3 separate regions of the Homo sapiens genome follow, and regions 1 and 2 are each linked to region 3. Evidence: chromatin loops called from intact Hi-C (ENCODE). Cell type or tissue: heart left ventricle. All regions are shown on one strand.

Region 1 (2,500 bases), 580 kb after region 3:
ATATTCAAGGTAGGTATGATTCTTACTTTCTTTTTGGTGAAAGGGCTCTCTGGCTTATCCAACAATCACAATGATTCAAATTCATCTTCATGACCCACTCTCAATCCAGCAGATTTCAAAAAATGTCTGTGGGGTATCTAATAACTGTAAGGTCCATAAGGGCAGGGTCCAGGTCAGCTTTGGACACTATAGTATTTCCAGTGGTTAGCTTGCCTGGCACACAGTAAGTGCTCAAAAAATACAACTTTAATATGCTGGCGAAACTCTTGCAGCAACTACTAGTTCAACCACTAGGTATGTGAGCTTGGCAAGTTACTAAGTATCTCTGATATAGTTTATTTACCTAGAAAAGTGAATAATAAAATTCATACAATTAGTACTAAGATTAAATAAGATCAAGTACATAAACACACTACGGTAGTATCAAAAACACTATGTTACTCTTTAATGTAAACCTGTATTTTTAAGGCCTATTAAAATATAGCTGAATTTTAAAATATGACATTATAGTCATATTGATATGGTTCAAATTAACTTTACAACCACGTTTTTATGAAACAACAAAGGGCCAAAAAAGCTAGGAGCAAAAATATTAAAATACAGAGACAAAGACAGCTAAAACAAACAAACAAAACCCTCATAAATAAGGCAATGTTTTGAAAGAAAATAACTTCCTTATATATTTGTGGCTTAAAACAACTAATACTTTCCAAGTGACAAAGCTGGCACAAACATAGCAACAGGGAGATTTAGTTTTCCTAAAATTATTCTCCAGCTCTGTCAAAAAAAAAAAAAAAAAAAAATCTTTACTTCTTAGAGGCACGTACTCTAAGATGAAATTGTCTTGGTGGTACAAAAGAGCCCATTAAAATGTGCTTTAGTTTTCTTCCCACTCCATGCCCCCACTCCCCCTGGCTGTACTGTTTTCTTTAAAAACTAAGTCCTACAGCGCCATCTACTGTGTCTGTTCAGATCACATCATTTTTGCTGGTTTTATCCCAGAGTGCTGAAGAAATGAGAAATGTAGCAAATTCAGAATCCGTCACTTTATACAATATACTTAGATGTAAATACCTACACTATCTATATCTATACCTATATCTATATCTATATCTCCACCCACATGCTAGTATCTGAGCAACAATTTTACCCGCTTTCTTTCCACTTTCTTCTTAAGTAGGCCCTAACTCATTATAACCCACGTGTCACAATAGGAACCAAAATGTTTACCTCTATACATTAGAGGGGAGAAGTACAGTCATAATAATAACAAACTTTTATTGAGGGCTTACCATATGTCAAATAGTGTTCTGAGTACTTAATCAATATGCCACCATGCAAATAAAAGCAAGCATCTTGAGGAAAAGAGCTATGATTCACTGTTCTTTTAAAATAAATGAATGTCAACTCCAGAGCCAACCGTTAAAAATAACTTAATTAAATAAATGGATGGATGGATGGAGGGATGGGTGGAATAATAGATAGATGGATGGATATAGATGGCCAGCCCACAGCTCCTGTGATAGTGCCTATCGTATTTTTTATCCCACAGGGTCTTTTTCTTTACAAAAATGTAGGCTTTAGTCAGAAAAATTCAACACATTAGGGAAATCTCCAGTTAATTCAAAACCTCCTTCTTCCTCCCTAAGTGTATATTTAGGGAGCATAAAGAAAACATTTTAAAAAGGTCACTTATAAACATGGTTTGTCTCCAATATAATAAAATGTGTATTAGTACAAGCCCTGTAACTTACATATCTAAATAAGTGATGTTTGTGAAATCTATCAACCAAGAACTTAATCTAACACTATTAGTACACAAACATTTTTGCAATTTCTCATTGGTAATGTCCTTTAGAATCACTTTTGAAAGCAATAAAAGAAAATAAGTTTTACTACTTTATATTTCATTTAATATATTTAATATATTTAAATCTATTACTTAGTTTGACCACCCATCTTATTTATCACACTTGGCTTTAAGTGACAGTTGACTGTTTCAAAATTCAAAACAGCCTGCAAAATAAAGACCTGCCACCACAGAAAACTGACAAAAGAACGTACCAAGAAAGGAGCATGCATAAAATGGGTATATAATCTTCTATGACCATTTCGAGAGAAACAACACCTATTTAGATATACTACTGCTGACATTTAAAAAGAAATTCAGACATCATATTTTTAAGTCACTGAACTTTATAATTGCAACTATTCCCATAATAGTTTTCATTTGCTATATGTATAAATGTTCTTTGTCTTAAGTCTTCCTTTCATGAAACTATAGACTCCGTAATCTTCCTTTTGGAAGATTTGGCAGGCTTTGTAACTTCAACGTATTGACGTTACTCCTGCTACTTCACGTAAACCTTCACTTTAAGTTCAGTGTGTCTGCCACCATATTTCTCAATTCTTCTACTATTCCAAATACTCTGAAGAAGCTTCCCAGAAATCCTTGTTTGGATCAGCAAAAACAATTTGGTGTCATCAGCAGATTTCACCA
Region 2 (2,500 bases), 250 kb before region 3:
AACTTGGGAAGCTGCAGGGTTAACAGGCCCATCATCCCCTGCTGTTAATTTCACTAGAAGCACTGTTAGGGGAGAGCAATCTTACGGTGCCTATCTACCTACTATGCAGCAGGAAGTACATTTTGAAGATTAGTATTTTTTATCTTTCAAAACAACGCAAAGAAATTTTTGCTTGTCGCAGGTGTTTTCAGAGACAGCCCTGAATCTTCTAGAGATGTCTCCTCAGCAGGCTGTGGGTTTCATTGCTGAAATACAACCCTCATTATCTGAAAAGCTCATTGGGTATCTACCATATGTCCCAGGACAATGTGCCACGCTGGTGTTTTTCTCATGTATTATTAGATAACTTTCCTCATCTTTACATTGCTGTTAGGTTACACCCTCCTTGAAGCTCTTGTAGTAAATAATAGCACGTACCTACTATGTGCCAAGAGTGGGGCTCAGACAAGTGTCAGGCAAGCGAGGGGCCTAGTGTACAAAATTTAAGGAGGCATTCAGCTGCTGACCCTGAGACTGAGTGCCTGGTCCTTTGTGAGTGCCGCTGTCACCCTGGTCCCACCCTGGCCAGGTTCTTTTTTATTATTTTATTTTATTATTTCTTTTTTAGAGACAGGGTATCCCTATGTTGCCAGGGCTGGTTTCAAACTCTGGGTTCAAGCGATCCACCCACCTTGGCCTCCCAAAGTGCTGGGATTACAGGTGTGAGCCACCTCACCCAGTCTACCCTGGCTAGGTTCTTTACATATATATATATATCCTATTATCTTCACAATGGTCTCATTTTACAGATGGGCAAGACCTGAAGCATATGCTGGTTAAGAAGCTTGCCCAAGGTCACACAGCTGGTTCCAGCAACCTGCTGGTGAACACTGACATTATGGTATTTGGATTTACAACAGCCCTGAGAAGTAATTGGTCCTATATAATATTGGTTCATGAGCACTGATTGCTCGATTTTCAGGCATTTTGGAAATCAGCGGTTAAACACAGCCATTATTAAAGATGAAATTATATAAGCTTAATCAATTGTATTAAAAACAAATGTAATAACTACCCCAAACTCATCATTTCCTAGTTCTCCTGTGTTCCCTGTCCAAGGGCAAGGCAGAGTGGCTGCTGCTTTGGAGCAAAAAAAAAATCCCTTCTCTGTAGGGCAGGCAGAGGCAGGCTCCTCCCTGCACCAGCCGGAAGCCACTTCTTCCTGTCATTCTCCAGTGCGGATACACTGTAGGAAATGGCCACCAAGGCCGCAAGCAAGAAAAACACCCGCTTCCCATGCTCCCAACATGGGCGGTAGAAAGCGGTAGAAAGCTCCAGGCTGCAGCTCCCCGAGACCTCTCCCTGGGTTCGAGGAGAAACAGACTTTCCACTGAAGTGACACGCTGTAACCCACAGTTTGAATGTTTGGATGGGAGGAGCTTTCACCCTGAGGCTGGAGAAGCAGCCGGTCTACAAGAGAGAACTAGGCTTTGGGTACCTGAGAGGCCTGGGTTTGAATCTTGCCTCTGCCTGGGTGGCCTCGGTCAAGGCATTGAACTTCTCCTTGCCACGCTGGGTGGCCTCGGTCAAGACATTTTGCCACACTGGTTGGCCTTGGTCAAGGCATTTAACTTCTGCTTGCCTTAGTTTTTCCAGCTGTAAAACGGGAGAATACCCACCTTATGGACTCTTATGGAGTTGTTGTTGAAAAATCAAAGACATTGTGTAGAAAGCATTCTAAGACATACATGATGGAAGGCGTGGAATAAATGTGAAATGAGTGAATACCAATAACAGTTATGTGCCAGCCACCATGCTAGGCAAGGAGGATTCCAATGTGAGTGGACAGGAGTGCTGACTCCAGGACTCTCAGTGCAGAGAGGCAGGGAAACAGAGAAGGTGATGGTGGGAGGGCTGGTGCTTTGGTAGCAGCGTGGGGAAAGAGCAGGGAGCACCGGGGTGGGTTCTAACTTACCCTGCCCAGCCACTCTCAGAACAAGCATTTCCTGAGATCTACTATGTGTCTGTGGATATTACCCGGGGTGCAGCTATGACTATGACACAGTCCCTTTTCTTTCAGAAACAGCACTAACAGGCATGAAAGGTGAAATGATTACACAGGCAAGAAAACGCTTAAAGATCAAGGTAGAAGAAATTATAGAGCGAGGAATGTAGTGCCGGACCACTGGAGAGGGCTAAGTAGACAGGGAGGGGCCTCCATTCAGACTTGCTAGAGAGGCTGGCAGGTGAGGGTCCTCTGGGAAGGCCTGCAGTTCTTCTCTGGCTTGTTTTAGCAAAGTGGAGGAGAGGGGAGCGGCAGGGCTGGAGTTTGCCTTCTGCTGTGGTGACGATGCTCTGAGTGTCCAGCTGCTCTTCCCATCCTTGCTGCCGCTGGACTGCCTCTCTCCCTGCCACAGCTTGAGCCCAGGGCTGAAGCACCGCTGGACCTGTCTCCACGGGACCCTGAGGCCAAGCCAGAACACTAACTTGCCACAGTGTCCCTAATCACACTGATTTGGTG
Region 3 (2,500 bases):
AGGATGCTAAGGTGACCACCATGATTTTCACTTCCCAGCTCATGGGACAATGTCCTCCAGGTCCTATGACCTGAGGGTTGAAAACCCAGATAACTTTGAATTACTTTCTTATTGCTGTTGTAAAAGTTACCACTAATGGAATGGCTTAAAGCAAGGAAAATTTATCTTATAATTCTGGAGGCCAAAAGTCTGACATGGGTCTCACTGGGCTAAAATTAAGACATCTGGAAGGCGATGTTCCTTTCTAGAGGCTCTAGAGGAACATCCATTTGCTTGCCTTTTCCAGCTTCTAGAGGTGGCCCTCAGTCCTCGGCTTATGGCCCCTTCCATCTCCAAAGCTGATAATGGCCCATTGAGTCTTTCTTACATCGCTTTACTGACATTGAGTTTTCTGCCTCTCTCTTCCACATACTGGGACCCTTGTGATTATGCTTGGCCAAGGACAAGCTTTCTATCCCAAAGCCAACTGATTAGCACCTTTTTTGCTTCCTTAATTCTCCCTCACCATGTAACATATGCACAGGTTCAAAGGATCAGGACTTGGACGTCTTTGGGAGGCCATTACTCTGCCTATCACAGGCCACAGATGGAAAGGGTGGAAACCCCTATCACGAACATTCTTGGCCCAGTTGAGGGCCTGCTAAGCAGCTGGTGGTCTCTGCCACATGCTGGAGAGAAATCGTTGGAGACCTGCCTCAGAGAAAACACTGGAAATCACATAAATGGTTTTTAAAGAACTACAGCTACGTCCATCTTCTTGAGTCAAAAAACTCATTTCTGCTCCCTGTCAGAACCTAAAAAAGAACCATCCTGTGGGGTCAAATCATTGACACAGGCAGCCTGGAATCCTTCTGAACAGCGACTACAAGGGACAGTTTGTAGGAGAACGTGAGTTAACTCAGTTCTAAAATCTCAGAAGAACGCATCCAGAACATTCCTTCATCATGCATCTCGGATCTGTTAGGCACAACTTCAAAGCCAGCTCGAGCCTGTGGGTGTGTTTAGCCTGTGTGTTTCCCAGGGCAGCAGCGTAGAACTCACAATGTGCTTCTATTTCTTGGTCTTGAACCAACCCGTCAGGAGTGTGGAGGAGTAAGGGCCCTAATTTCAAGCCAGTCAGGGTTTACTCTGTCCATAGATTTATCTTTCATACTCTTCTCTGGCCATCTCTCAGTTTCAGTCTGTCCAGCCTGAAATGGTTTACTTTTTAAATTTTGTGCATGTTTTTATCTTTTTTATTTTTAAACTTTTGACATGCATAGCTCATTTGAGGATCGTGACAGCAGCTCTCTCTGTCGGTCGGTCAGGAGCAGTGCAGATGCCATGTGTGCCCTTGGGAAGGTGGCTTGACCTCTGTCTCAATGTCCTTGTCTGCAATATAAGGATAATTACAGCACCTGCCACCGAGGGATGACGTAAGGAGTGAGTGAACCATGCAAAGCCCTTAGAACAGTGTCTGGTACTTGGTAAAGCTGTGATACACCATAGCTGTTATTATTATCAAAAGATTAAATAAGACACAAACCTCTTTTACTGTCACAGAACTGGCCATTTTGATGCCACCAGACCATTGATATTCACTCCATTTTGAGCACGACAGACACATTCCTAAGCAATATGCTTCTTTGTTTTGCTTTATAGGAATACATTTGACCCTTGAACAACATGGACTTGAACTGCCTGGGTCTACTTATATGTAGGTTTTTGTTTTTTCAACCAAACACAGATAGAAAATACAGCACTTGCAGGATACAAAACCTTTGTGTATGGAGGACAACTTTCCCTATACTAAGGGGCAGTCCCCCACATACACCAAGAGGCATTCCTACAAATGCTTTTTCTTGTAGTGGAGGGTAGACATCAAAGCCCACTGTTGAGGGGGTAAATGATAGGCAGATGGAAAGCCGGGCACTTATGCCAGGGCCAAGAGAAAGCTCCTCTATCCAGTTTGGGTTAGGGATGTAAATAAGGCATAGTGGGTTCTCTCAGGGCTCTTTGGTGCTGGCTGTCTTCCTGATTCTCACCCAAACTCAAAAGGGAACCTCCCAGACAGTGCTACGTTGCCTTCACAGTGAATCAAATCCTGTTAATCCAAAAGGCCACCCCAGACATCACGAACAGATCTTGGCCAAGTCCATTCTAATCCAGCTTCAACCCCACCATGCCCCAACTCCACTTTCCACTCTGCGCCTTGTGGCAGTGTTGAATGTCAGGGAACTCTCCTTGGGGACTGTAAAAAAGCCCTCAGGCTTCCCATCCCAGGGCAGGGCCACTTGCTCTCCTCTGCCCTCATGCCTGGTATCCGCTTTCTACTCTCATCACAGCCTGCCTCTGAATTGCCAGCTTCTACCACCAAGCCTGGAAGAACTTCAGGGACCAAGAACCTTAACTCCAAATGGAACACAGGCCACAAAAATTCCTCAAATATGTACACCAAAACAAAAGGGTCCCCGGGGATTCACTTTATCTTACCAAGTTTCAGCTGAAGGGGAAGCATTCT

The links. Peaks named below come from ENCODE experiments on the same cell type or tissue, not always from the same donor. Only the 100,000 strongest peaks of a DNase experiment are listed, where the experiment ranks them.
Region 1: it touches region 3 in a loop (3-fold over the local background); 10 of 110 quality-filtered maps call a loop at or near these places.
Region 2: a loop joins it to region 3, with 2.1 times the contacts of the local background. A loop is called at or near these places in 17 of 110 quality-filtered maps.

Annotation. Positions count from the first base shown.
Region 1 is chr14:67,942,505-67,945,004 of GRCh38, reverse strand. All of the region lies in intron 7 of RAD51B (RAD51 paralog B), which reads right to left. Among named protein-coding and RNA genes, the nearest start is that of RAD51B, 120 kb to the right of the region's middle. In heart left ventricle, a CTCF peak has its summit at 959 (motif pointing left); no DNase peak of the experiment used is centred here; H3K27ac peaks cover 563 bases.
Region 2 is chr14:68,770,597-68,773,096 of GRCh38, reverse strand. No RefSeq gene overlaps it. Among named protein-coding and RNA genes, the nearest start is that of ZFP36L1, 21 kb to the left of the region's middle. In heart left ventricle, no CTCF peak of the experiment used is centred here; a DNase peak (open chromatin) is centred at 1,216; H3K27ac peaks cover 2,500 bases.
Region 3 is chr14:68,523,015-68,525,514 of GRCh38, reverse strand. It overlaps LOC124903334 (a long non-coding RNA gene), which reads left to right. Exons shown (of 3, transcript XR_007064223.1): 2 at 1-2,500. It also overlaps a transcript of RAD51B not described here. Among named protein-coding and RNA genes, the nearest start is that of RAD51B-AS1, 160 kb to the left of the region's middle. In heart left ventricle, a CTCF peak has its summit at 1,296; no DNase peak of the experiment used is centred here; H3K27ac peaks cover 1,688 bases.